3 separate regions of the Mus musculus genome follow, and regions 2 and 3 are each linked to region 1. Evidence: chromatin loops called from intact Hi-C (ENCODE). Cell type or tissue: heart. All regions are shown on one strand. Links, peaks and the distances in the headings refer to the core of each region. The heading gives the core; the rest is flanking DNA. Region 1 overlaps Tmcc3 (transmembrane and coiled coil domains 3). Region 2 holds the start of Gm32827 (a long non-coding RNA gene). Region 3 has its middle 33 kb from the start of Tmcc3.

Region 1 (9,980 bases), core at 1,101-9,100:
AATAGCCCTGATTGTAGACCCAAGAGACACAGAAGTCTGCTAAGACGGGTGACAATAAAATCAGTAAGGGTGAGGGGGATGCTTGGCCACAAGCCCCTCCCCCTGGCCACAAGCCCCTCCCCCTGGCCACAAGCCCCTCCCATTATCTCTAGCCACAAGCCCTACCCCCATCCCCACTCCTCCCCTAGACTCTTGGGTTCTGGCCATGCTGCCTCGTGTGGCCTGCATGTGAATCTACACCTTTACGTGGCCCTGAAATACCCGTAAGTGGAAGTGGGTGGCTGCCCGTGGGGAGGACCTGCCCCTTTCCTTGTATGTCCGAATACAGGCTACCTTTCTGTGAGCAGAGGTCTATTGTGTCTGGCCTTGAGACTAAGCAAACAGTTAACTATCTCTTGTTCTGCACTCTCTGGATCTCAGCAGGTTCTAAGCCTCACGCCACATGCCTGAGGGACATCTTAGCCCATTATCCCTTGCTATAAGGGAATGCTGATAGACTAACTTACAAAGAGATGTATTTGGCCTTTGATAAAGGAGAGATCAAGGGTCCAAATGGCACAGCACCAGCATCCTGATGGTGAGCCCCACCACCAGTGAGTACCAGAATACGGTGGAGGAGCAGAAGGGGGACTCTCATGTGCAGAAGGGGCCAAGAAGGTAGCATGGCCGCACCTCTAACAATCTACTCTCAAGAAAACATACATCTGTGAGGCCAGCACGGCTGTGACCGCGTCCATGACAGCAGAACCACAATCGATGGCCTTCCAATTGTGGCTCTGCCATCTTGGCACTGGTACATGCTCCTCTGATGAGCAAGTGACATGCCAATCATAGAGGGTCTGCAGGAGCCCCCTCTCCTTTCCGTTCTGTCGCCCAGGTTTTCAGAGTGTCCTTGAACATCTTGTTCTCTTCCTGTAGGAAGGGGGGGAGGGGTGGTAAATGTGTATCAGCGAGCCTAAGGGGTGTGCTCTGAGCTCACAGGGAAGGACCACACTGTGCCAGACTTCAGGGTGGATATGAGTTACCTTGGGACACCGTGCAGGAGTCCGGATTGGATGCAGAGATAACTCAGGGTAGGGTTTTGACGTCTGTCCAGCGCTTAGCCTTTTCCTCAGCCTTTGTTCTAGAACACTGAGGTGACAGTGGAAACGTCTCTGCTGCCGGAAGAAAACACAATTAGCAGTGGTATTCCGCTAGGACGCTGGGGGTCTGCCTTTTATCTAAGTAATAACAACCAGGTCGTTGTGGGTGGACTGGAAATGTCAGCCATCATTTTTAAAAACAACAACTCTTCCTGCCAAGACAATATTGCATTGGCTGTATTTTTCTAAGTGGGATAATACAGCAGAGGCATAATAAGAACGAACCCTTATGACCCTGTGATGCAAAAATAGCCGTTGTTAGGACAATGGTGCTTGTTTCCCTTTCACATTTTACATAAAGATATGTTTTTAAGTGAAATTAGGACGATGACAGGAAACACCAATTGAAGCCATTCTGCATGCCAGGGTTCTGGAGCTGTTTGTTTGTTATCCATTTTCTCTTTACAGTGGAGAATCTCACGAGTGTGCGTGTGTGTCTGTGTGTCTATGTGTCTGTCTGTATGTGCCTGTGTCTATGTGTCTTGGTGTGTGTCAGTATCTGTGTGTCTGTATATGTCTATATCTGTGTGTATCTGTGTGTGTCTGTGTGTCTGTATCTGTATGTGTATGTCTATATGTATATATGTCTGTGTGTCTATGTATGTCTGTGTGCCTGTGTAGTATGTATCTATATCTCTATATGTCTCTGTGTGTGTATCTGTGTGTGTCTGTGTATGTGTCTGTGTGTGTATGTGTGTATGTGTGTATCTGTGTGTCTATGTGTCTGTCTGTCTGTGCCTGTGTCTGTGTGTCTTTGTGTGTATCAGTGTCTGTGTGTGTATGTGTGTCTGTGTGTATGTCTGTGTACCTGTGTCTGTGTATGTCTATATCTGTGTCTGTCTGTGTCTGTGTATCTGTATCTCTGTGTGTCTATATGTATATGTGTCTATGTATGTCTGTGTGCCTGTGTATGGATGTATCTATATCTGTGTGTGTGTATCTGTGTGTGTCTGTGTATGTGTCTGTGAGTATATGTGTCTGTCTGTCTGTGCCTGTGTCTGTGTGTCTTTGTGTGTATCAGTGTCTGTGTGTGTATGTGTGTATGTCTGTGTACCTGTGTCTGTGTATGTCTATATCTGTGTCTGTCTGTGTCTGTGTATCTGTATCTCTGTGTGTCTATATGTATATGTGTCTATGTATGTCTGTGTGCCTGTGTATGGATGTATCTATATCTGTGTGTGTGTATCTGTGTGTGTCCGTGTCTGTGTGGTGTATGTGTGTGTGTGTCTGTGTGTGTCTGTTTATACACCAGAGGAGAACCTTGGGTGTCCTGTTCATTTATTCCTCTCCTAATTCCCTTGGGAATTCTTAGCAAGGCTAGAATCCAGTGAGCCCCAGCAATCCTCTTGTTTCCACACTCGCGGTGTCACTGGGGTCGTAGGTGTGTGTACAGCCATACTCGACCTTTTATATGGGTGCTGGGGCTTTGAACTCATGGCCTCATGCTTGAACAGCAGCCTCTCTTACCATTAAGTCAACTCCCCAGCCTTTCTTTAAAGTCTTTATGTCCATTTACAGAGGAGGAGCCTGAGGCTAGGATAGTCTATAGGAATCATGATAACAAGGGCGGGGTAGTCTGCCTCCAGAGGCCTCAGTCTGGACTGTGCATCAGCAACTTCACAATGTGTAGTGTCCTGTATCTCCTCAAATTATACAGTATTCGCTGTTCCCTGTCCCCCTGTTCTACAGATTGGGTGATAGGATCCTACCGACCTGACTCAGTTTACCCAGAAACATGTAGTTAATTAATACAGCACTGGAAGAAGCCCACAGTCCCTCATGCACACAATCCATATACACGCTGACCGCGCAGGTGCTCCAGGGACCTCTGACCTCCTCCCACAGCCTAATTCTGAAAGCAAGTTGCGCCATTCAGGGGCGGGCGCCAATTCCAAGATAAACAAAGCAGAGAGGGCTTGGCTCTCACACATACTCTTTGTCTCAGTTGACACCCAGGGGATCTGCGGGCATTGAGCAATGTATACCTGGCCCTCACTTATCTGTGCAATGATCAGGCTTCATATAAAAGTCCAAAATGTGCACCCCAGCAGTTCTGTCGCTCTTCAAGCGTGTGTAGCAGAGATTTGCTGGCAGGCAGCAAGACTAACTGACCTGAGCTTTAAGCTTGGTTCCTTTCCCCCAGTCTTGAGGCCATGCCAAGCATTGTTACAGCTTTAAAGTAAGGCAAAAGTCAGTTGGCCTCCTGGGAGCCAACACAGCTCTGTATAGAAGGCTCCCTGGGACCTGCAGTGTTTAAGAGAGCTCTGCTCACGGCCTTGGGACTACCTGGGTGGCTGACCAGCTCAGGGGTGGGGAGGCCCGAAGAAAGATGAGCAGGCGGTAACTTCGTGATGAGTTTTGCCAGGTAAACCATGAAACCTTTCTCTTCAGACACAGGAGAATTCGAAAACAAAATAATGTCAGTTGAGACGTGTGAGGTGTGTGTGTGTGTGTGTGTGTGTGTGTGTGTGTGTGTGTGTGTTTCATCTTATATTTGACTTCTAAGAGGACTACAACAAGTTGCTCATGAAAAAAAAATGACAAGAATGTTGTGTAAATAGGCCAAACTAATGGACACTGTTTGGATTCCCCTGGAGGGAAGAGTGATGTAGCTGTGATTGACAGGGCCCGGGGGGTGCTTCTCCTCTGCCTTAAGCTCAATGTAGTTACACAGCGTGTTCATACTGTAATTGTTCATCATGTTTTATACTTATTGACTGAGGTCTTTCCTGGGTGTGAGCTCTACTTCACTTAAAGACTGAAAGCCCTTGTTTGTGTTTGTGTATATTGTCAGGCAAGGGTACTCAGCTTCCTTCTCGGTGGAGTCGATTTGGAACAGCCTGGGAACTAGGAAACAACTCTGTCTAGAATTGTCAGGGCTACCAGAGCCAGAACACGAGGCTCTGTTTGTTTGTTTGTTTGTTTCATTCTGCTCATCAGTATCTTGAGTGACTTCAGGGTGGACTCCTCGAAATACAGAATGATGTCACTTTGGGTGATCCATTGTGGACAGCCCTCTGTGAATAAAGGAAGTGCCGGCCGAGGCTGGGTACAACTGTGACATCATCTCTCCCATGTCCCTGTCCTGCAGAGAGAGGAGCGGTAGTGAAAGTTCACAGAGGAGCAATAAGAGCCAGAGTCAGCAGGCGGGGCCACATGATACCAGGGCAATAAGAAAGCTCGCAGGAAGCAGCAGCCTCTGCTGGCACTGGGAAAGCTTGGGGTGAGAGGCATTTGAGCAGCTCTCAGAAGCACTGGAGGATTTGGATAAGAAGTAGACAAGCGGGGAGCACTGTGAGAAAGTCCAGAAGGTGCTCACATTCTCCACTCAATGCCGACCAGCTCACTTAGGCTAAGCGGCATCCCTCAACTGCAGCTGGGGCTTGAAAGGTGAGCTGGGGTCTCGCTGTGGCTGGGTAGTGTGATTTCACCTGGGAGGCCTCGGGAATTGGAAAGTTACAATCAGCTCTGGTACCTCCAGCAAAACTCGGTTTCCAGCCTTATGGCTGTACAGCCACCATGAATTACCCCGTCTGTCTCAAATTAGCATTTTCTAGGTTTGGCGTATTTCTTTCAGTTGTTCTCATTTGGACCCATTGCTGTTCCTGTTCAGTAGTGAGCCACGGGTGCATAGCTTCTGTGAGCTCACTGTGACCACCCTCTTGGACAGCTAAAGACCTCCCTGTACCTGATACTCCTTCTTCCTGACCAAGCACAGTCATGGCCCCTCTGTCCTCCTTTATCTTGCTGTCTAGTCTCACGGTGGCCTGTGTCTATTTCCTTTCAGCCTGACTTGCATGATCCTTCATGACGATCTCTACCTAGATAAAGCAGCAAGAACGAGTCTGTTTCTTGGCAACTGTGTGTGGGAAGAGGGGAGTAAGAGAGAACACTAACTAACTTACACACGTTTTGCAAGAGGTTTTGCCGGTCAACCTTTGCCTACTATAGGACTCCCTTCTTCCTGATAAGGCTCTAGGCAGGGTTTAGGACCGTGGCAAAGACTTCATACTCTTGTTGAAAGTGGTCTGTATCGAGTCTGGGTCACTCAAACACTGTGAGGTCTGTCTGTTTAATCCCTTACTAACCTTTTGCTGCCAGATCCTTGGTCCTTTACAAGGTGGGAAGAGGTAACTTCTGCCAGCCATTACCTTGTCTCCTGTCCAGTAATGGCATTATTCTTATCAAGGGCATGTTAACTTGACAGCTGAGATGTTCCAGATTAAATATTATGATTGGAATTGGGTTCAGACTCTACCATGGCTCATTTTTCATCCTCTGAGGATGGTATCAGAATAAGAGGGTGAGAGGAGGCTTGGCCTCAAAGCCCAGCTCCACAGCACTCAGTTGCTACATGTGTGTCTTTAGCATGTTGCTACATGTGTGTCTTTAGCATGTTTCTTGCCTGGCTCGGTGATAAGGGTCAAACACGATAATCTCTATGAACACGTCAGCAAACTCGGTGCATGGGCTGGGTCTGCCCCTCCCTTTTCGAGCCCAAACTTCTAGCCCTGACCAGGATGCTAGATGCTACTTTATAGGGTTTTTTTTTTGTCAGGACAACCTGGGAATGGGAAAGCAGGTGTCTGGCTGGCTTTGTATTATCACAGCAGTTCTCAGCCTGTAGGTCACAACCCCTCTGGGGAATGCCTACCAGATACTTAACATGATGATTCATAACAGTAGCAAAATTACAGTTATCAAGTAGCAACAAAATAACTTCGTGGTAGGGGTCAGCACACCACAAGGAGCTGTATTAAAATGGTGGCAACATTTGGACTATATGATGATCTTCTGTTCACTTACTTTAATCACTGTGCTTGTAGTCAGGAATTATTTATTTTCATATAGAGATACCACTGTATTATTCAATTATCGAAGTTAATCATCCACCATACAGTTCTGTCACATCTGCTTAATGAATCTATTCGAAAAATAATTTTCTTGATGGATGTGTCTCCTTGTCTTGTTAAATGACTGAGTTCTGAATTAGGGGACTTGGCCATCATGAGGCACACCACAGTGAGGGTCACGGAAAGTTTCCCAAGTCACTTGGGAAACCAGAACTGACTGGCTTCCTCATTCCATTCTGCATTTTCTCCCCTGGAAATCAAGAGTTACCGCCTACAGACAGCAGATTGGATACGCTGGAGATGTGATTTTTGCATTACTCAGATATAGGCTACAGTTGGGCTGTCCCCCCTTCTTCAGCTTGGAGGGATAGTACAGAGTGTCCATCCTGCGACACAAGCTGTTTGGAAAATCTAGGGCTTGACAGATGTGCCACACGTACATGGACAGTTCCCTCCCATGGAACGTCTCAGTGACTTCAGGTGTCAATCTGGTTCCTTGTCTTTCAGGTGGACCGCCATGACATGAATACCCTCAGCCTACCCCTGAACATACGCCGAGGGGGATCAGACACCAACCTCAACTTCGATGTCCCCGATGGCATCCTGGATTTCCACAAGGTCAAACTCAATGCGGACAGCCTGAGACAAAAAATCTTAAAGGTGACGGAGCAGATAAAGATCGAGCAGACGTCCCGAGATGGGAACGTTGCAGAGTATCTGAAACTGGTCAGCAGTGCAGACAAGCAGCAGGCTGGACGCATCAAGCAGGTCTTTGAGAAGAAAAACCAGAAGTCAGCCCACTCCATCGCCCAACTTCAGAAGAAGTTGGAGCAGTATCACAGAAAGCTCAGGGAGATCGAACAGAATGGCGTGACCAGGAGCTCAAAGGACATCTCTAAAGACAGCCTGAAGGAAATACACCACTCTCTGAAGGATGCCCACGTGAAATCTCGAACTGCTCCCCACTGCCTGGAGAGCAGTAAATCTAGCATGCCAGGGGTATCCCTCACGCCCCCCGTGTTTGTCTTCAATAAGTCCAGAGAGTTTGCCAACTTGATCCGGAATAAGTTTGGCAGTGCAGATAACATTGCTCACTTGAAGAATTCCCTGGAAGAGTTCAGGCCCGAAGCCAGCCCCAGGGCTTACGGCGGAAGCGCTACCATCGTGAACAAACCTAAGTACGGCAGCGATGACGAATGTTCTAGTGGCACATCCGGCTCAGCGGACAGCAATGGGAACCAGTCCTTTGGGGCTGGTGGGACCAGCACCCTGGACAGCCAGGGGAAGATTGCCAAGATCATGGAGGAACTGAGGGAGATCAAGGTTACCCAAACCCAGCTGGCGGAAGACATCGAGGCACTGAAGGTGCAGTTTAAGAGAGAATATGGCTTTATCTCTCAGACTCTGCAAGAGGAGAGATACAGGTACGTACATAGAAGTCTCCCTCTGGGATTCCTTTTAGAAGCAGGAAGCAGAAACTGTCTGCTCACAAGTGAAGTGCTAATGCATGTGTTTGCAATAGATACAGATGTGGATGCAGAGACATTTAAAGATTGATAAATTCTTTCTATCCTTCATGATCCTAAGTTCCATAATTTCCAGTTTATAACTGACAATTAGAGGAAGACATTATATGCATTGGGTCTCTTAAAATATTGTTATCCAAGCCATGACTCACATGCCTAGTAAGAAATTGATTCAGCAGACGTCTGTGATGGCCTCATTACACTAATTTCCCTCCATCATAGCAGGCAAGTGGACTTAATTCGTTGGACAATGAGACAATGAGGTAGACTTTTATGTGGTATGTCAGTTTGAAATATACATATTTTGTTAATTAAGCTTTTGTTAAAAAACACACACATGGACTGGAGGGATGACTCCGTGGATAAAGTGCTTGCCATGCAAGAATGAAGCCATCAGTCCAGGTACCTGACACCCATGCAGATGCTGGACATGACAGCACAGGTCTGTGTCCATAGCACTTGGGGCAGCAGAGACAAGCAGATCCTAGGCTGGACCTTGCTGGGCAGATCCTAGGCTGGACCTTGCTGACCAGTCAGCCTAGTCAGGGTCATTGAGAGACCCAAAACACCTGGCATCAACCTCTGGCCTCTACACACACCCATATGCCCACATGTGCTACACACACACACACACACACACACACACACACACACACACACAGAGCATTTTACTATAAATGAGTGGCTCTCAATCACCATCTTGAGATTATAGGTTCTGTAGCCTGGCATTTATGTGTTTATAGTTTTTTAAAGAAAGAGTATAGATGACCAAATATGAGATTGTTTGCCCCATTTTGCTCCTATCCTCCCACCAAATTATTTCCATCAAAATGGGTTAACTTCAAAGACTGTGAAATGGATTGTAAACGTTTACTGCATACTATAACATTTAAATTGTAAATTTAACTTACACTCAATGTACAAGTTTTATGTCATAATTTAGAACATGGCTCTTTCTTATTTTTACGAAAGGTTTTTTTGTGTGTGTGTGTGATGTCAGGATTTGAACCCAGGGCTTCATCCTGAGTAGGCTCTGTACCATGGAGACATATTACCAGCCTTGAAACTGTGTTTACCTATTGCTTGCATCTTACAAGAACTGTTATTCTTTTTTTTTTAATTTTTAAAAATTTATTATTCTCTCATATGTTTCATCCCAGCTGTAGTTTCCCCTCCCTCCCCTCCCTCGGTCTCTCCACACCTACCTCACCCCAGTTCAGCCCTCTTCACCAGAAACGAGCAGGCCTCCCAGGGACACCAAGCAAACACAGTGTCACCAGCTACAATAAGACCAGGCACATTTTCTCACATCGAGGCTGGGCGATGCAATCCAATAGGAGGAAAAGGGTCCTACAAGTAGGCAAAAGACTCCGAGACAGCCCCGCTCCCACCATTAGGCACCCCACAAGAACACCAAGCCACACAACCATAACACACACGCAGAGGACCCCGGCCAGATCAGTGCAGGCTCCCTGATCTCCGTGAACCCACTTGAGTCCTGCTCAGTGGATTCTGTGGGCTGCGAGGAACTGTTTATCAAGTCATGGTGGCGTGAGACTGTGCTGACCGTACCTTCATCCAGATCGTTTGAGATACTGTATGCTTTGGATGCGTGTCTTATCCCAGATCACAAACACTCCCTTGTGTGAGCCTTGGACGGCCTGAGTCATGTGTCCTGCATTTGGTGATCCTCATGACCGAGCCATCAAACGCATTCCTTAACAGGTTAAAAGGCTCACTTAGAACAATGATAACGTTTGGCACTCAAGAAGCGGAAGATAATCGGTAAATCTGAATTAAGCCTTTTCACCTGTCAGATGACCTATGTCGATATCTATAGCTGGCCAGTCATTTCAGGATAAGACTTTATCCTTAGATACTGCAATCTCTTTCAGTTACTCAGAACAGAGTTTCAAGTGGGACACACATTCTCGTCTCTGATGGTGGCTGTGGGAAAGGAAGTGTCTGTCAGTTGTGGATTTTTGGATATGCCATAAGCCATCTATAATTTGTGATGAGCTTAATCTTAACATCTTTTTTTTTTTTTTTAAAAAAGATGTGTTTATTTATATTTTATGTGTATGAGTCTTTTGCCTGAATGGATGTCTGTGCACCATGTGTGTGCCATGCCCATGAGACCAGAAGAGGGCGACAGATTCCCCAGAACTGGAGTTACAGACAGTGTTAGCCCACCATGTAGGTGCTGGGGTTTGGACCCAGGTCCTCTGGAAGAGCAGCCAGTGCTTTTAACCGCTGATTTTTTTTTTATTAGCACTTAATAGTCTTAAGAGCTGAAAAAGCAGGTCTGGGTGTTTGCTGCGAGGCAGTGGGATTGCCTTCAGGAGTAGAAGCTAATCATACAAACTTCATTATTTTCTTGGTGGGCTGTGTGTGGCCACGGGCCCCTGATTACTATTGGGTAGAAAAAGGGATAGGCTACTGTAGGTGTGGCCAGTCCT
Region 2 (9,980 bases), core at 886-8,885, 150 kb before region 1:
GTCACACTGGTCAGACTTGAGTCTGTGTGTGTATGTGTGTGTTTGTGTGTGTGTCCTCAAAGTCCCACCATCACAGTGACACACTTCCTTTAACAAGGCTACATCTCCGAATAGTGCCACTTCCCATGGGCCAAGCATATTCAAGCCACCACAGATGTTAAAACCCAGAAATTGAGGGAAGGCAAGCGATCAATAAGAAAGGGGCACAAGGAAATTTTCCAGTTGTGGTTTTTTTTGTTGTTGTTGTTTTTTGTTTTTGTTTTTGTGCATATGGATATTTTGCTTGTGTGGAAATCTGTGTACCACATATGACCTCTAGTGGCCCTAGAGGTCAGAAGAAGGCATCTGGGACTGGAGCTACAGATGGCTGTGAGTTGCCATGTGGGTGCAGAGAATAGAACCTGGGTCCCCTGGAAGAAGAACCAGTGTTCTTAAAAGCTGGGCCATCTCTCAAGATCCCTGATCTTGATTTTAGAGGTAGGACACAGGTGCACGTAGTTGCTAGCTTGTTTAACATCTGTGCATTTTGTTGCACAGTAGTAATGCCTTCAAAACAAAAATGTCACAGGCACTGTTTTCTCCAGGAAAATTCCTGGATTTTAGCTTACCCTCTAGGGTCTCCACCTGCCTTCTCTTTATGTACTTTGTGCCCCCAGTGGTCTGTGAGTTCCTGTAACAGACAAATGACCTGCTCTCTGTGTGAGTGCAAGAAGGCTGCTTAACCTTAACCTCTCTGCACCAGCCATAAATAGGGAACTATTAGTGTCTCCTCTACACAGAGCTGTTGGGATGATGAAAAGAACAGGTCTGCGGAAGGGACTCAGCACACAGTAGGTGTTCAATAAAAATTAGTCCTATAATGGGAACAAAAGGTTTGCTCACATTGACAAAGCAAGTGTAGCCTCCTATTTCTACCGTGAAGCTACTCTACACCTGAGCCCCTCTTCTGTCCTAGGCAGGGATAGCAGAAGGAAACCAAAATTTATTCCAATCTGACAATTCTGTCCCATCCAGCATCCGATATAGGCTCACCATGCAACTCATACATGCTTGCTCCCATCAACAGCTGCGGAGATAATTTAGTAGTGTGTTGATTAGTTTAAAGCACGTTAAAGTACATATTATTCTCAAGAGAACAAATGTCATATGATCCTACTGTATAAAGTACCTGGAATCATAACAGTGGTAGAAACAGAAATAAAATGGTGGTTGCCATGGCCCTGAAAGGGAGATGGGTGTGGTTTGGGGGAGGTGGAGCTTGTTTGTTTGGGTTGAAGAATAAGCTTGAGATACATGATGCTAACCGCGGTGCAACAACATGAATGTACGTCTGAAGTGTACGCTTAAAAATGGCTAAAATGTAAACTTTAGTTTTTTTTTAAATTTAATCTAATTTTTGCGTATGGGTATTTTGCTTGCACAGATATTTGTGCACCATATGCCTGCTATGTGAGGAAGAGAAGAGGGTGTTGGATCCCCTGGAACTGGAGTTACTGAAGGCTGAGAGCTGCCATGTTGGTGCTGGGAACTGAACCTGGAGCCCTCTGGGAAAGCAAGCATCCAGTCCTCTTACTTAACCACTGAGCCATCTCCCCAGAGCCTAAATTGTTAAACTTTATATTATGCATATGTCAGTTTAACTCTTTAAAAAGTTCTACTCTTCTCACGCCTGTGAGTCATCACTCTAAGCCGAACTATCAGCATCTACCCCACCACAGACCCCACCCTACCTAATGGAAAGGCGGCTTCCTCCCGGGTCTCCTGGGCTCCTCCCCTTACCCCAGACTCTCTGCCAGAGCTGGGAGAAACAGCTTTGAGCTCTTGGCGGACCCAGGCTTTGTGCCAGGCACAGGAAGTACAGAGAAACACAATTGCAAATGTCTGGTGAGAGATGCAGGCCAATCAACAGTTTCCGCACAGAGTGGGAGGGGCCGTGGTGGGGCAGCTGCAGGGCAAGGCGGCTTCCTGACTCTAGAGAGGTGGGGACACACAAGAGTTAACCCGCTGAATAGGGACAGAAGCCAGACTGCTTCCATTTCTCTGGGGCTCCCTTTACTTTGTGTGTGTGTGTGTGTGTGTGTGTGTGTGTGTGTGTGTGTGTGTGTGTGTGTGTGTGTGTGTGTGTTTGCTGGCTCCCTTTCTTCAGCTAGAGAGCACTCTTTTCCTTCTCTATGAAAGCAGCCCAGTCCTTAAAGTGCCAGCTCAGATGCCACCTGCCTTCTGGAAAAGACGCTTTTCCACCCAGCCGAAATTAATCTCCCCTTCTCCTGAGCTCCCACAGCCTCCTGTTGTATCTTCATTTAGCACATTCTTCATCCTGTCAGGTAATCCAGCCTTTTGTAGCTCTCGCCCCCCTGCTGGATATATTTTGGGAATTTATATTTCTAAGTAAGACACACCGAGTAGACGCAGCCGTGGCATTAAAGAATCGGTCGCCAGCGTGGAAGCCTTCCCAGCCTCTCAGTTCCACTTCCCAATCCACAAGGCAGGGCGTGGTACTCCGCTGTCTGCTGCTCCAACACAATGACCGATGAAATCGGTCGAGGAGAAGCTGAACCACGCTCATAGCTTTAGAACCTTCGCTATGTGGTCATTTGGGTCTATGATTTGGGGGCCTCTGGAGCCGAGGAAGATCAGGTTGGGAGCATGACAGGTGTAAAGATGCTCACCACTTGGTGGCCAGGAGCAACAAAGAGGAGAAGCTCGGATGCAAACATTTCCTACAAAGCCGCGCCTCTCACAGGCTGGAGGTGAAGACTTTCTGGTGTGAGATCTGAACTGTAATATGGGGACAAGTGGCATGCTGTAACTCTCACAGGTCGGACTCACCTCTGCCTTTCAAGAGTTCAAGCCCAAAGGTGGCCTCTGTCCTTCTTAAGGTCCTAACCATGAGCAGAGCTCTGTGACATCGAGGATGTCAGCGTTCAGTCCTTTAGAGTGGTCCTGGCTGCACTTCCCACCATGCTCTCCTACCCAACTTGTGTTACTTACTGTTATATGCTTATTACTAAATCTCTGACATAAACAGCCCAAGTTTGTTTTGGTGCCCGGGTCCATAGGACTTGGATCTGTTGATTTGGGGCTAACGGTGCAGTGACAATGTGAGTAGAGAGGGCTTTGAACTCATCTCAGACAGGGACTGGAGCATGAGGAAGAGACCAGGAGATGAGGAAGTCCCCTTCAAGGGACTTCCTTTCTCCAGCTGGGCCCTCCCTGCTGGTTTCCAGACCCTGTCCGTCGGTCTGTCCGTTATAACACCACTTGCCGAGGGTCTTTGATAAAGACCCACCTGTGGGAGACTTTTCTTACTAACCCGTGATAGCGCCCCCTCTGTGGCTTGCTTCCTGCTTCTCCAGCCACGTCATTTTCTCCTTCATGGAGGAAGGAGACCATTCCTGACTCCTGGGTTTCCCCGGAGGTTCCGCTCTGGCATCTTTTTTACTTTGTGCCTTTCCATTGGCTGGCCTCAGTGCTTTCAGAATAGTTAACCGCTCTGATCCGCTGCCTGACCCATTGCCTGGTGATCACCCCCAGAAACTGTCCCATGGTGCACAAGGTCACATGTCTCTCAGCCCTCCCGACCCTCTTGCATTTCTGCTTCCGATGGGCAGCACAGCGAACCACCCATCAGATCTGGGAATTACTATAATTCCTTGCTCCTTACCCCTTAGATCCAATCTGTCATTAAACCCTTTTGCTAAAGACTCAAATATGCCTTCTGCCGTGACTCTAACTCAGGGCTGCCTGGTTTCTTACCAGTGGTACTGGCCCTGCGCCACCTTGTAGTGTGCTTTCCCAGAGTGTAGCCCTGTGATGTCTCTAAATAAAAGATCTGGTTTATGGCAGCCGCTCGTTTGTACTCCCTCGGTGGCTCCTCATGGCCGTTGGAAAGAAAGTCTCACACACGCTTTGATATATGATCTACAAAATGCTCCCCTGCCCTTCTATGTAATTTTATATTAGACCTTCATGAACCATTTATAGTTTCTAAATGTACCCTGCTCTCAGAGATCCAAACTGTAATATGGGGACTCTTATTCAGTTTGTCCTATTTAAAAAAAAAAAAAAAAAAAAAAAAAGCCTGCAATGCCCATGCTGGCACCAGATGGGGGCAGGCAGATCCCTGAAGATCATTGGCCAGCTGGCCCGGCCAAATTCATAAGCGTCAGGTTTGGTGAAAAATCCTGTCTCAAAAATAAAGGTGAGGAGCCGGAGAGCCAGCTCAGTGCTTAGGAGAGCCTGCTGCTCTGACAGAGGAGTTGGCTTCATTTCCCAGTGCCCACAGCTCATAACCACCTGTAACTCCAGCTCCTAGATACCTTCTATCATCTTCTTTCAGGCACACACACACACACACACACACACACACACACACACACACACACAGGCACAGATGCACATATGTGTACACACGCACACAGTCTTTTAAAAGAAATAGGCAAACACGGAGAGTAATTGAAGAAATTATATGACATTGACCTCTACACACATGCACAATACACATGTGCACATACAGTCACACATACACTTATATACCTATGCACTGGTTAATTTTATGTCAACTTAGCAGAAGCTATAGTCATCTGAGAGGAGGGAACCTTAATAAAACAAAACAAAACAAAACAAAACAAAACAAAACAAAACACTGCCTTTATAAGATTGGGCTGTAGGATGGTTTGGGCCACCCTTGGGCTAGTGGTCCTGGGTTCCATAAGAAAGCAGGCTGAGCAAGCCATGAAGAGCAAGCTAGTAACCACTACTCCTCCATGGCCTCTGCCAGGTTCTGCCTCCAGGTTCCTGCCTAGTTTGAGTTCCTGCTGTGACTTCCCTCAATGGACTATGGCATGTAAGCAAAATAAATCCCCAAGTTGCTTTTGATCATACATAGTATACATAGCAATATATGCTATGTCATGGTATCTCAACGTAGCAATAGTAACCATAACTGGGACAACTCACATGAACATGTATATCCACCTTATAACAATACACAACAAGTGTGTGTATGTATACACAAATGTATGTATATACATATATATATGTATGTATGTATATACACATACATGTATGTGTGTGGATATATATATATATATATATATATATATATATATATATATATATCTCCAAGGGAAGGCTTAACTGGGGACCAAAGAGCCAGAAGGTGCTGATAACATAATTGAACATGATCTAAAGGCAGCCGATCACATGCCTGTCTGTGTTCCATACGGCAATCTCCTGCCTCTTGGGTGGAGCTAGAAACAGCTGAGCTGTCTCCACAGTGGGCAGGTTCTAGATCAACTTACCCATCTTTCACTGGTCTTTGCCAAGGTGTCTGAAATGGGGAGTTCTTGTATGTAAGGCTGGAGAAGGACACGTGTGTGCCGTGTGGGAACAAACTCAGGATTCAGCTGGTGGAAGAGAAGGTGGAGTGTGTGTGCCCCAGAACAACCGGCAGCCTCGGCGGCCATCCTGCTTTGGCATCCCATGCTGGTCCACATTTCATGGTGCAACAGACTGGTTGCTTCCTGGTACCCACACACATTGCTAATTGTGGAGGATGCTCAGTCTCTATGGTGACGTTGCCTAAGGTTCAGACTCTCAAGTATAACCTTCTGTCCTGGATGCTCTGTTGGGAACGTTTGGTTGCAAACCACAGAAAAGTCCAAGAACAGTGACTGAAACAAGCAGGGGTGTATTTCTCTAACGTGATGGCAGATCTGGAGATAGGCTAGTTCAGATCCTCATCAGAGCCACTCAACACTCTGGTTTCCGTTGTCATGGTAATACCAGGTGGCTTAAGTCCCAGCCATTGGGTCTATGTTGAAAGGGGTGGGAAGAGCTTTCCTCATCAACTGTATCTTCTTTTATTAGGAAATAACAAAACAGATGTTTACTCGGGTTTATTTTTTTCCTTCACCAGAACCATCGTACATGGCCATCGGCAACTTCAAGGGGGCCGAGAAGAGTATATTGAACAAGGCATATTAGCATCCTGAATAAAATCGGGATGATGTTAATGAGAAAAGAAGGAATGAAGGTTAGTGAACCCCACCCTCAGGGGTCCTCCATATTCCCACCAGCCGGCTGAGTACTTGCCCTGTTTACTGCTGCGAAAATCCCCTTAGCACTGCTCTTTCCTCTTTCCGCTCTTGACATTCAAATGCACTCCACCACTCTTCTACAAACCACTTTCAGCTAAGTGCAGCTCTCACTGGATAACCTTGACTCTGAGCAGCGGGGGCAAGGGATTGGTGGGATTGTATTCTGAAAAAAAAAAAACGCAAAAAAAAAAAAACATAAAACAGTCTCTCCTATTAGTTTTTCCACTCTTGAGCAATTTAATCAGACACTTATAATGTGTATGCAGATTGGGCTAATCTTCTGCTAATCACAATCGTGAGCCTGGGTGGGCGTGTTCAATGTGTCAGTGACTGGCTATGTACATGGAGACCCTGTTCCTCTCTTTAATGGTTATATTGGCAATCCTTCTCGATAGTTCAGTTTTATGATACAAATTTACTGGGATTAAACTCAAGCAGCTCATGTAAAATTAATTTTCGTTCCACTTCGGTTCCGATCACTAATTGGTTGAAGCCCAGTGCACAGTTCTCTCTCTGCTACCCTCCTGGTCCTTGGTTAGTAACACTTGCTGTTTTGATTTTGCTCTCTACTGCAACTGTGTGTGCTCGAAGGATGTGAATCGTGTCTGCCTTGACTACTATCTGTTTACTAAGGGCCTGGCCCAAGTAAGCACCAGTTAATTTTTTTATTTGCCACATCAGCTTGTATTAATAATCCAAATGGTAACCAATAAGTAATGTAAAAATAAATGAGATTAATGTGTGTGTATGGATGTATGTGAGTGTATACATACGGGTGTGTGTGTGTGTGTGCATGCACGCCCACTGAGCAAGCTCATGTGTGTATACTGCAGAGCTACAGCAGCTAACAGGAATACCAGTTATCAAATAGAAATCTGGGTCCTTACTATAGAAGAGAAAAAACATATATTACATACATGTATCCAAATGACTCTTGTCACACTCCATTGTATGTCAGCTGCAGAGTGTCTCAGCAGACCACTGTCCGCATGTATAGCATGTTTTATGTAAAGAGAAAACTCCTACAAATTAGGCCTCCTGGTGTGTTTAAACATGTAGGCTCTGTGTGGCTATTCTGTAATCCCACCCGGACCACATTCACATTTTACAGACCAAGGAGGGACCTTGAAAGAGAGTGGTTGCAGTTCCTGGTCCCAACTCCCCAGGGGATTGTTGTAGCCATGATTTTGGTCTGAACCTGTCCCTCTCCTGCCTCTGGGTCCCTGGGAAGGAGTCTACACCTTAGTGTTCTATCTGCAAACTCTGAGGCTGTGCAGAAGCAATGCTGGAAAGGACCACAGAGACAGGCAGGTCTAGAGGAAGTGCCCGGGCCACCTTAGCAGATGTGTGTCCAGCTGTATCCACCCTCCCGGCTCTGTGTAGCCCGTGTATGTTTACATTTCACTTAGTCAGTAACCGGTTTTATGTTCTGTTGTCTCTTCTCCGTGTGCTCACTGGACACTCTATGGGACAACCGTGATGCATTGTGGGATTGTCTTGAGGATTGAGATTTCTCACGTTAAATATATTATACAGTATATGATATGTCAGGCCGAGGATGTACACTGTAGACCGAGGATGGTCTACTGGAAACGTGGAACCATGCCCGGAACAGCATGTTTGTGAGATGGCCATTGTTACAAACCTACAGTTCACTTTTCTGCAGTTCTAAAACCCAAAAGCTCTTGAAAACCCACGTTTCTTCTTCACTTTGGTAGGTTCCAACCTGCTCTGAGTTAAAGGACTTGCAGGGTCTGACCAGAGGGGGTGCATGATGGCTTCCAGGCCTTATTTAGACCTTGGTGAGAATAATCATACGCGCTGTTGTGGAAGAAATGTCAGTGTGGTAGGCCTCAGCAATATTATATATATTATTGCCTTTTTCAAATGACGAATTCTGAAGTCTGGTGTGTGTATCTCTCTCTCTCTCTCTCTCTCTCTCTCTCTCTCTCTCTCTCTCTCTCTCTCTCTCTCTCAGTGTGTGTGTGTGTGTGTGTGTGTGTATCCAGGACCCACCTCACTCACAGCACTGTCCCTGGCCTTGACGGCACTCTGAGCACTGAGGCGACTAACATTGCTCCCGTGTGGCAGACCTAGGTCTCCTGGGTCCGAGGGCTGCTCAGGAGAGCTGTTCACTTGCTGTGGCGTCAGAAAGGCAGAAAGAAGGATGCACATGAAAGAAGCTGATGGGGGGTGGGGGTGGGGGGGGGATCTGGACCACTTGGCCCAGCCCAATAGAAAAGGCTTTTGTGTCGATCATCCGGTTATTCTTTTCCAGGGTGGCTGGAAAAGAAATCAGACCTGGGAAAACAAACTAGAGCTCTGGTCAGCTGAACAACTGTTGCTGCCACGGGTCAGCAGCATAATCTGTGAGCCTCTGTGTACACGCATGCCTAGAAATAGAGCCAGTGTTGGATGACTCTGGGGGCGTGGGGGGAAATGGGATTGTTCTCTCCTTAGTTGAACTTCCAGGAATTCCTGTGTTGTCTAGAACTGCCCCCAAAGCAATCACATGTCTGTTTCAGAAGACTCAGGAAGGGTGGCAACCTGTTCTTTCCTCATCACCCCCACATGTGTGTTTGTATGTGCATATGTGTATGTATGTGTGCATGTATGTGTGTTTGTGTATGTGTATATATGTATGTACCTGTGTATGGATGTGTGTGCATGCATGTATGTTTGGGTGTGCATGTGTGTATGTGTGCATGTGTGCATATGTATGTACCTGTGTATGTATGTGTGTGGGTGGGCATGTATGTGTGTTTGTGTGTGCATGTGTGCTTATGTGTGTGCACATATGTGTATATGTGTGTGCATGTGTGTATGTATGTGTTTGCATGCATATGAGTGTGCATATGTGTGTTTGTGTGTGCATGTGTGTGTTTGTTTGTGTGTGTTTGTGTGTGTGTGTTTGTGTGTCTCTGTGTGTGTTCCCTTCCTTAGCTGTATTTTATGCTTTGCTTTTCATTTTCTTTTCCCATTTGATTTTCTCTGATGGCCAGATCTGGCAGCAGTTGCTAGATACTTACCTATCATTTTCCTGTTCTCAGCGGAGAGAGGGGGGGGGGGGAGAGAGTAAGAGAGGGAGGGAGGGAGGGAGAGAGAGAGAGAGAGAGGTGGAGAAAGAGAGAGAGAGAGAGAGAGAGAGAGAGAGAGAGAGAGAGAGAGAGAGAGAGAGAGGTGGAGAGAGAGAGAAATTTCAGGAAAGCCTGAGATTTGTGTTTTACATTTTGTGTAGGATGTTCTTAGTGCTTCGGAGACAGGGATTCAGCCCTTGGGAATCCTTTACTCTTGGTTCGTAATTCTGTCACATTTAGAGCTCTCCTCTCTGCTGCTGGGTAGGTGGAAAGATAAAGGCTGCATGACAGCTCGGAATCCCCACAGGGACCCCCAGTGAGATGCAGTTTACCAAAGCTTAGCGATAAGAAGCAGATTAGTCCTTCGAGATAAGAAGGGATCAGAACTTTCCAGAACTGCAGAAAAGGCTTCCATGTGAGCAAGAGCCTTCACCACGACTGTGCCCCTGCAAATGAGGTGGTTGGTGAGGTTAACCGGGACTTCTTCTCAGGTGGGTTGCCTAGAGATCTCCAGGCTGGCTCTTTTCTGGGCGAAGTCATTGCAGGCAAGTAAGCAAAGGCATGAAAGGTACAAACAGAGCACGTGATTCATCTCTCAGAGGAGACACACCTAAACAGACAACACACACACACACACACACACACACACACACACACACACACACACACACTATTGTAATCCTCTCAAATATTTCCCTTCTTTTTCTGGGACAACCTAAATTATAATTTTAAAACTTGTCTTTTTTTGTGTGTATATTGAGGGAAAAAAACCCTGTTCAATGAATCCTCCACAGAGGGAAGA
Region 3 (9,980 bases), core at 809-8,808, 96 kb before region 1:
CTCCATGTGGACCATGCTACCAGCCACTGCCCTGGTTCCCTTGGATCCTTGGATGAAAGACACCCCCCCACACACACACCACCACCACCACCACCCCACTCTCTCTCTCACGCACGCGCGCGCACACACACACACACGCACACACACACACACACACACACACACACACACACATACACACACACACACACACACAGCTTATTTTGAACCTGGGCTCTTCTAAGCCTCTAGCATGCTTTTTCCTCGACTCCTTGCTTAACATTCTAATCTGCCCTTAGCTTAGTTGCCCAGTTACCTTCTCCTTGCTCAACACCCTACATCTGTCCTCAGCTTAGTTTCATTTCTAATCTCCTGCCTGGGGAAGCGGCCATTGACTGCTCCATCTGAAATCTCACATAGCTGACTCTTTCTCCCTCCAAAGCATGGCGAATTCTCTCTCCTCCTGTGTCTTCTAGCCTACCTGTGGAAACCCGGAAGTCCCACCTCTTCCACCCAGCCATTGCCACTGGCATCTTTATTGGTCGATCGGGAACCAATTGGAGAACAGGACACTCAGTGTTCACACACGGGTTCCTGATCAACATAGACTTTGCAAATCTTTATTTAAAAAAAAACCCATCTCGCTTTTTTATAAAATAAACATGCTGATATAGCTTCCTCAGGGTGCATGATGGAGATGGTGAGTCCCGGTCCATTGAGCATCAGAAGTATCAATAATGAGTGGCATCGTCTTTTAACTTAGATCTGAGATACAAGGGTCCATATGTGTATGTTGCTGACTCTGGGGTGTACGGAGGAGTGTCCCAGCTTAGAGGTTCATTTTCGAGATGAGTAATTTGACTTGAAAGGGCATTGAGGCTGTTTTGGTATTTTTCTATGCCAACAGTCTCAGAATAAAAACCAGATAATGATTGGGATTTCTGCCAAGAATCAACCACTCAAATCAAGTGTGTAAGCTTCTTCTTGTATTATGAAAGTCAGTGCATGAGGTTGAAACCTAGAATAATCTGCTAAAATAACAAGTGAACACATGGCCCACGGGATACCTCAGCGAGTAGAGGCGTTTGCAGCCAAGCCTGATGACCCGGGTTGATCCCCAGACCTTACCTGGTAGAAGGAGTGAACGGATTCCCACAGTTGTCCCCTGACCTCCACAGGCCTGTCACGGCACGCATCACCCCTACACACAGACTAATTTTTTTCTTTTTGAAGTGAGCATAAGAAGATTGGTCTTGTGGCACACTCTTATAATTCTAGTTCGTTCGCAGGAAGCAGAGGCAGGACAATCACAAGCTCTTGACGACCTCAGGTTACATGGTGAGACCCAATCTCAAAAGAATTAAAACAAACAAGCAAACAAGTAAAGTTCCTGTTATACCACAGATGTGCCAAGTGCATTACAGTTTAGCTTGTGCATATTGGGCAATAATTTAAAGTTCATTCTAGGCCTCTGGGCCAGTTGAAATTCTCACACATTGTCTGTGGGAATTTAAATTGGTGCAGCCATTTTGGAAAACTCATTCTTTCCACTGAAGTTAAAATAAATATATCCCTACCCATCAATATGGAGTCTTCTTTATTGGATTTTTTAAAAAAGGATTTTGGAATACTTTTGTATACTTATTGAAATACCTTTGGGATGAGACCCAAGTTTAAGCATGAAATTAATTTGTATCTAATTGGTATCTTACATATAAGAGCCTGGTATTTTCAGTATTGACTGACATATCACACAAGGTCAGGTGTGGAAGTTCCATCTGGGAAGTAATGTTGGTATTAGAAAATGGTGGATTTTTGGATTTGTGGATCCCAGATGCTCAGTTCTAAGTAGATATGCTGGTGTCCATGAGAAACATGTGAATTTACTGCCCCCCAAAACATGCACAGTGTTATTTCTAGAGCCTTATCCCCCATTTCCCTAAACAAATAACCCAAAATGGACATCAGCGGGGGAATGGGTAAAATAAAACATGGTGCTTTCCAGCAGTGAGGCACTCCCCAGCAGTAAAAATAATGAACTAATTAGAAAGTAATGAGCTAATACTGCGTACAGAAATACGAATGAACTTGAGGTCGTGACCTTTTCTCTGTTCTGCTGCGGATTACTATGACAGACATAACGCCCAAGTGAGAACTCCTCACACGCCATACCTTAGGTTACTCCATTCCTTATAGATTTGAATAAAAAGCGTTCCCTTAAGAGCTCATTTCTTACTATTATCTAACACCAGCAAGAGTGATGATGCCAGGAAAACACAGAACTTTTTACTTTATTGTATAGCCACACCCATGTCATCTTTCCAGAAGCCTTGGCTCTGTGTGTGTGTGTGTGTGTGTGTGTGTGTGTGTGTGTCCTTTCAAAGAGGTTGTCTGGAAGCCACCTGAAGATGTTCCAAAATGTGTAGTGTCACATGGAAATGCCACTGCACGCTAGTCCATTGTCATGAATCAATGATCAAACCGGAAACTGTGACTCCCAATTATATAAAATCTGATCAGTAGGCACAGCTATTCTCTGAGAAAGACTTTTTAAAAATTACTATTTCTTGTTTCTTCTTTTGGCTAAAAGAAAAATCGGCTCCACAGCCTTGATAGATTTCTTTTTTGGAACACTTTGTATAAGAAGAGATCTTACACTGCCATTTGTAAGCAGTTTTTAATTCTAGTAATCCAAGAGTGCTTTTTTCCATTGGTTTAAAAAAAAAAAAAAGCTTTCTTCTTTCAAGGCTTCCTTATACCAAGCTGTTCTTTCCAACCCTCTCAGAGCCTCAGTTTCTACATATATAAAGGGAGGTTTACTGTATAGGTGAGTTAAAACCCTCTTCTTTATTTGAAGGGCGTCTTGGGTGCCCTGTCTTCCTAGCCCACTCATCGTCCACTGTGTGAATGTTTACTGACCATCGGCCCCGAGCTGCTTACTCACTGAGGTGCTGGGACACAGTGAGCCAAACACAGTGGCCCCCAACTCCATGGGGATCATAAATGCTGGGGGGTGGCTTCCCAGTGTTACTTCTGCTGCTCCAGCAAATAATTTTTAGCCTTAACACGCCTCCCCCGTCCCCCATTGCTTGTTCGGTAGCCCCAGAAGTGACGGTCTTCCTGGCCCTTCCACGCAAGGAAGTCCTCCTCCTCCTCCCTATCCTTGCTGGCCTTCCAGATAGGTCAGCGGTTACACAGTCCATAAGGAGCTGGAATCTTCTTTCCAGGAATCGCCTTAAAATGGATTTATTGTTGCCCAGAATCTTGGCTGGGAGTCTTGTGGGAAAGGTCTCATAAACAAACGCCAGGTTATCGGAGGCTTGCCTGTGCGATTTACCAGCAACTTTTCACGTGACAGAAACACGTGAGAATGACCAGGGAAATGCTCCCGTCACTCTTGGCATGAACCAGAGTCCTTTGCAAGGAGAATGACTCTTTTTAGATTCCAGTCTTTTCGGATTCTTGAGACGGCAAAGACCACCTAAAGAGGAGACAGACCCGTGAATGGAGGGGTGAGCACACACACAGAGGGGGAATCCTCCTCCTGTTAAAAACAAAAAGCCATCAGTCTGCAGTGATAAGTGGGGAAGGAAGCTCTTGGCTCTTGCTTCTCTGACAAAAGGCAAAGTTTTTAAATGAAAAGGAAGACTTGGAAGCACGGGAGTGGGGGAGCGGGGTTGGGTGGGGTCGAGGGGGATGCTGATGTAGCAAACGCTGGCTTCCCTGGTTCCACTGGACAGTGAGGGCCAGCAATGAATAGGATAACATTTTGGGGTGGACGAAACAGGGGTTAAGCGAGCAAATCCTGCGTTCCTGTTTGAATATAGAGGCAGCTTGACCGGGGTCTTTCCTTCTTTCTACCTTACCCACTCATTCATCAAAGGGGCAATTGCTGAGCATGCGCATGCGTCTTACATGGAGCTAGGCTCTGGGCACTGGAAGAGCTCAGAGACAGGAAGGAGGCACTGTGGAGTCCTACCACTTGAGACAACAGGAAGCCACAGGGAGGTTCCTCTACCTCCAGAGTTCATGGCCTTCTGTTGTTTTGGAATCTCTATCTTGTTGTGGCTTTGTTTTGTTTTTCCTTTGTATCTTAGCTAACATCTTTATCCTCTCGTGGAATGCCACTTCTTTGATCTCTCGAACCTGCTTTGGGCCAAAATGTCCTTCTGGTCTAGAAAGCCATATTGTCTTGTTGTACGCTCACGGGAGATGCCTAAGCCTTCCCTCCCGCGTGACTCCCATTCTCTCCTTTAGTCTGTGTGGGCTCCTGTTCAAACTCTGACTCATTCTCTCTGGTGCCAAGTCCTCATTCTGAAATCTCTCCTGAAGATCTCCCTGTGGCAGACACGCAGGCCTTCTTCCAAACCAAACATAGTGTAAGCCAGGATGAAAGGCAGGAAGGATACCAGGGGAATTGCTAACAGTACCCAGGTTCTTGACTCTCAATGTTCTGAAGTCAAACTAGACTTGGAAAGCAAAAGACATTATTTATAGCAGAACACGGTAAAAATGAAGGCCCCATGGGCTTGATTCAGAGACTCTAATGCAGAGGCCATAAGCATGCATCCTGTGAAAACTGCAGATGACATAGCCTTGTGTCTTTTTATCATTCACTCAGCTGACATTTATCAAACACCTACTATGTGCAACTCACTACAGTGCTAGAAATGAAGCTCTTTCCAATGACCATAGTGATACACAGCTATAATCCTAGCACTTGGGAAGTGGGAGGCAGGAGGACCAGGAGTTTGAGGCCATCCTTGGCTACAGAAAGAATTTAAGACCAGACTTGACTGTGTATGTCTTCTCTTGAAAAAGAAAACACCAGTATCACTAACAATAAAAACTCCTGTTCTGGTAAAGCTGCTAAGCCAATACAGTCAACAAATCCCCGAGTATAATTCAGTTAGACCGTGGTAAGTGCTAAGAAGTAAAGGTAAGCAGGGAATTAGGGCAGTATCGGGGTGGGTTTTCAGTCTTACCTAAGGAGCTTAAAAAGCCTCCAACCAAAGGGGAGGTTTTAGTAAGGTACTTTGGCAGGAGATGAACCATTCACATGTGTGAATGAGACCATTCCAGACCATACAGGCCTTGTGCCAGGAGAATCAATGTCCAACTGAAGCTCCAGGAAAAAAGTAGACATCAGTGTGCCCAGAGCACAAAGGATCACATAGTAGGTTCAATCACATAGTAGGTTCACTCTGACTTGGGGCTTTGACTATTCCTAAGTGAGAGGGGAGCTACTCAAAGGTATGATTGGAAGGATTTTATTTTATCTTATTTAGTTTAGGTTTTTCTAAACAAGCTTTCTCTGTGTAACAACCCTGGCTATCCTGGAACACTGGCTTTGTAGACCAGGCTGGCCTTGAACTCACAGAGATTTGCCTGCCTCTGCTTTCTGAGTGTTGAGACTAAAAAGTGTGCACCACCATACTCTATAATAGGAGGGATTTTAGAGAAAGGTTATTTTTTCTGTTGCTGTGATAAGATACCCTGATTGACATCCCTTGAGGGAAGAAAGGGTTTATTTGGGCATATAGTTCTACTAGAGTGGCAATAGAATGGCAGCAGGAACAGGTGGATCACATTTTCATCCACAGGCAGGAACTAGAGAGAGAGAACAGGAAGTGGGGGCAAGGCTATAAACCTTAGCGACACACTTCCTCCAGCAAGGTCCACCTCCTTAAGGTTCCATAATGTTCCTGAACAGCACCACCTACTGGACATCATGAGTTCGATCGGCCAGCCTATGGGGCACATTTCTCATTTAAACCTCCACAAGTGAGGAAGATCGCAGCATGTTTGCATGCTGTTGGAAATGGTTCCCAGACAGAATAAAATACCATGATGCAGGAAAGCAGGGGAAGAACCGCTGGTGTGGTGTCCTTGAGCAAGGAAGAGGATCTGGACCGGGCGGCATGAGAGGAAAGGAGAAAGGTCAGCATCACACCGTGTCCATGGACCAGGAGGGAAAACAGCAACACAGGAAGATACGCATATGTGCTGGATACTCACCCAATGTCTCCGAGTGTTTCAATTATTGTTTTCAGAAAAGTAGGGGGAAACAATCATGAGTCAAGGGTAGAGATTAATAGAAATTAGTATTGAACATTTGAAGAGAAAATAGTTTGTGTACTTTCTGGACCTTAGATATTTCCCAAAGACCCCCCAGTCCATGGTGCTGATGAGGGGTGGCTGAACCTTTATGGAATGAGACTTTGTGGGAGGAAGTTAGATGACTAGGAGTGTGCCCTCAAAGGGCATTGTGGGATCTCTCTCTCTCTCTCTCTCTCTCTCTCTCTCTCTCTCTCTCTCTTTAACATGTTAGTCATGAGGTTATAAGCTTCTGTACCACATATTCCTGCCACGATGCCCTGTGCTGCCCAGGTACAAAGCTGTGCAACCATTTGTTTGTGAGCTGAGACCATGAGTCAGAGTCAGCCTTTCTTCTTCATGGGCTCATTATCTCAGCACTGCTATAGCCATACAAAGCTAACTAGCACAAATAGGAATTAGCCACACAGGAGGGTGGGAGACTGAGGAACCCTGAGATGTGGCATGATTGCGGTTGGCACTCCTGGCTTCTGGTCCTGAATTTAAAAGGAGCTGCATGGGTGTATGTGTTTTCCCTAGAGTGCTAAGCTGAATGGATGCAACTCAGAGTGAGCTGAGAGTTGGGTAAACAGGCTTAATCTAGAAGATCCTACTGGCACACACTGGGGAAGGAAGGGAGGCAGGAAGCTGAAGGTCCTTTATAAATGAATGATGATAAACTGCCTAAGAAGCAGAGGATATTGGTAATAGTGCAAAGACGATTACCAGCATCATTACTATAAGCTTCATGTGTTCCAGCCTTGCCTGATGTACAGGCTGGTGTTGTGTGTCAACTTGACACAAGCTAGAGTTGTCAGAGAGGAAGGAGCCCCAACTGAGGAAATACTTCCATGAGATCCAGCTATGAGGCGTTTTCTCAACTAGTGATCAATGAGGGAGGGCCCAAATGGGTGGTGCCATCCCTGGGCTGGTGGTCTATAAGTAAGCAGGCTAAGAAAGCCATGTGAAGCAGGCCAGTAAGCAGCACCCCTCCATGGCCTCTGTATCAGCTCCTGCCTTCAGGTTCCAGTCCTGCTAGAGTTCCTGTCCTGACTTCCTCTAGTGATGGACTATGATCTGGAAGTGTGAGAAAACCCCTTCCTCCCCAACTTGCTTGTTCAGTCATGGTGTTCTTATCAAAGCAATAGAAATACTAATTAAGATGCCTGGATTAGGAAGAAACTAAGGACGAAAAGGTAGAAATCTGGAAAGCCATGGCCAGAGGCTTGAAATTTATGATGAATACAGTGTGGTTTGGGGTAATGACGTAGTGTGATTGTGGAGGAAGCTGAGTTAGGTCAGAAAACAAGGCAAGAATAAGAGGGTAGTCAAGCAACTTAGAAGCTGGGACATTGGGAGGCTTCACTCTCTGCTTTTTAACAACCAAGTGTTTTAAGATACGAGGTATGCTACCAAGGTAACAGAGAGTCAGGTGCTAATATCATCAAAGGACAAAGATAGAATGTTAGGTGTGTAGCTGAGCAAGAGTGTATGGAGGTGAGTGTGTGTGGGTGAGTGTGTGTATAGGTTAGTGTGTGTATAGGTGAGTATGCGTGTAGATGTGTATAGGTGAGTGTGTGTCTGGGAGAGTGTGTGTGAGAGAGAGTGTGTGAGTGTAGGTGAGTGTGTGTCTAGGTGAGTGTGTGTCTAGGTGTGTGAGTGTGTGGGGTCTCTGGAAAATGCAACAAGGAAGACTAAGTAGCCAGTGGTCTTGCTTGATGACCACAGAGCTTCGGAGTCAGTGGGTGTGAGAGATCTGGAAAGCTGTTGACAACGAGGAGCACGAGGCCACCTGAGGACAGGGCACAGAAGGAGCAGATGAAGTGGTGGCTTCAGCAAAGGCCTGGCTTCAGTTACAATAAGAAAATAAAGAATAGAAGTGATAGAATATCACTTGAATATCAGAATAGAAAGGACTTTTGTTGATGACAAACATGGGACCCAGCGGTGGATGGGACAGGTTTGGGACCTTGGCTTGTTGAGAACCATCTGGAAATGGGACCTGAAGATAATGTCCATCCCCCATGGAGATTCTGACCATGACCAACCTTGACAGCAGCCAAGGTCATGATAGGGTATGGTCTTGGCTTTGGAGGACAATGTGTGTGCTTTGTGAGAGAAAGGGCAACTGGGAAGGGGTCTTTCAAGGGCTTCTTAGAACTTTGTCCCTTTGCAATTAAAACTATACACACCAAACGCACTGCAAACAGGAAAGAAAAGGACATCAGCGCCCTTGGTCTTTCTAGTGAGGTGTTAGATTAAACAGTTTTTTCTCTCTTTGGGATTTTCCTCTTACAGTGGGTCCCAATGACCTCAGTGCCAATTTGTGTCCTCTTAATTAGACACCGAGTACATTTTGTATAGGGCTTGAATTCCTTGAGTTTGCTAAGGAAAAAACACATTAAAAACAATGACCACAAATAACTTTTCAGCTAATGACTTTTCCCTGAATGTTTTCACAGGATATCCCACATTAATGCTAATGATTTTCTGGCCTTGAATGCATCTCAGTCCAGTGTATCTGTTACAGACTGGATTAGGGTTTTCTGGCCAGATCCAAACTTCTCAGGTTCTTCCAGAATATGACTTTTCTAAAAATTTCCAGAGCCTTTGAAGGAAGTTCTTATGTGCCTTCATGTTCCTGCTATGGTCCCTGATGCCCTGGGGGCAGTTAGAAGCTAAGTTATTCTGTATCTCCCTTTGGGACTTTTTAGAAAAAAAAAAAGAAAAAGAATCTATTTTCACTAGATAAAAAGAAGAGGAATTCTACCCCCATCATCTACTGTATTCCCAGCAGAAGATCATAGTTCAGCTTCCTGATTCTAAAATTATGCGTTTTTCTCAAATGGTTTGAAGAATTCATCAGTCTAGCTGGGGCAAGATGATACACACTTATAATCCGAGCAGTCAGGATGGAGAGGTAGGAAAATTTTGAGTTGAAGGCCAGTCTGGTCAAATAAAGTAAGATCATACCTCAACAACAAAAAAGGAAACTCGTCAGTCTGTTATTGACTAAACCAACAACACGGAATCTGGGGTTTGGTGTTGGTGTTGGGTGTGTTTTGTTTTGTTTTAATTCACTATCATACCTTGCTTTTTGAAAGATGTATTGATGATGGACCAGGTTATTGGTCCAGCTTTTATCAAACCGCTGGTTTGCCCATATGTGTAAGTGTTATCAATTCTTAGATGGGTGGGTGTGTGGTTAGTATTCCAATGAGTGTCTTGGCCAACAAGCATTTTAAGATACTGATGTGGGTTTGGGGCTTGAAATACTGTGGGGGGAACAATACCTTCTTAGAGCAAGCAGCACAGAGCCTGGATTACATCCTTGAATGAGTCTAAAGATGGACTCTTGCTTCCATGGTCTTGGGCAATTGACTCAACCTCATAGGCCTCCCATTTCATCATTGGAAGTATGAGAGATTGTGCTGAAACCAAATGATGGGGCCTTAGGGTTTTAAGTCCTAGCTCATTTCCTCTTCCACTGCACCATGCTGAGCTGTAAGCCTCTTAGAAATTATGCTTCAGCTTTAAATGTCCTTCTAAATTAGCAGGAACTTCAGAAGCAGATCAGCTCCCGCCACCTACCTTACCCTCCCCTGTGCCTCTTGAGCCTTGTCTGAAGGCTTTTAGATCAACAGCCCTGCTACACTGTGAAATGCTGGAAATGCTAAGAGCCACTGAAATGCAGTCTGGCTGGCTGGATGTGTGGTATGAGTGCCCTGCATTCATAAAGTGAGATTGGAATTCTTCTGTTTGCAGAAGCTAGAAGCAGCCTGAGCAGGAGAGGAGAGTTAGTAGCCCACCTCACTGCAAACTCCCACAACAAATGAACGGGAATGACTGGGTCTCACACAAGGACATTAAGCCTGTCGGTGTGGTCTCCTCAGCTCCTCTTCTTC

What was found. Hi-C counts contacts between places; a loop is a spot of excess contacts. Peaks named below come from ENCODE experiments on the same cell type or tissue, not always from the same donor. Only the 100,000 strongest peaks of a DNase experiment are listed, where the experiment ranks them.
Region 2: it touches region 1 in a loop (1.8-fold over the local background); 4 of 42 quality-filtered maps call a loop at or near these places.
Region 3: a loop joins it to region 1, with 4 times the contacts of the local background. A loop is called at or near these places in 3 of 42 quality-filtered maps.

Annotation. Positions count from the first base shown.
Region 1 is chr10:94,571,921-94,581,900 of GRCm38, forward strand. It overlaps Tmcc3 (transmembrane and coiled coil domains 3), which reads left to right. Exons shown (of 4, transcript NM_172051.3): 2 at 6,503-7,419. Among named protein-coding and RNA genes, the nearest start is that of Mir7211, 9.3 kb to the right of the region's middle. In heart, for the core only: a CTCF peak has its summit at 4,340; DNase peaks (open chromatin) are centred at 3,031, 3,311, 4,301 and 7,141; H3K27ac peaks cover 1,851 bases.
Region 2 is chr10:94,424,603-94,434,582 of GRCm38, forward strand. It overlaps Gm32827 (a long non-coding RNA gene), which reads right to left and starts at 1,859. Exons shown (of 4, transcript XR_871962.3): 1 at 1,731-1,859. It also overlaps a transcript of Tmcc3 not described here. In heart, for the core only: a CTCF peak has its summit at 4,117; DNase peaks (open chromatin) are centred at 1,879 and 8,509; H3K27ac peaks cover 189 bases.
Region 3 is chr10:94,476,642-94,486,621 of GRCm38, forward strand. It overlaps a transcript of Tmcc3 not described here. Among named protein-coding and RNA genes, the nearest start is that of Tmcc3, 33 kb to the right of the region's middle. In heart, for the core only: CTCF peaks have their summits at 3,947 and 5,712 (motif pointing left); DNase peaks (open chromatin) are centred at 3,200, 3,860 and 4,290.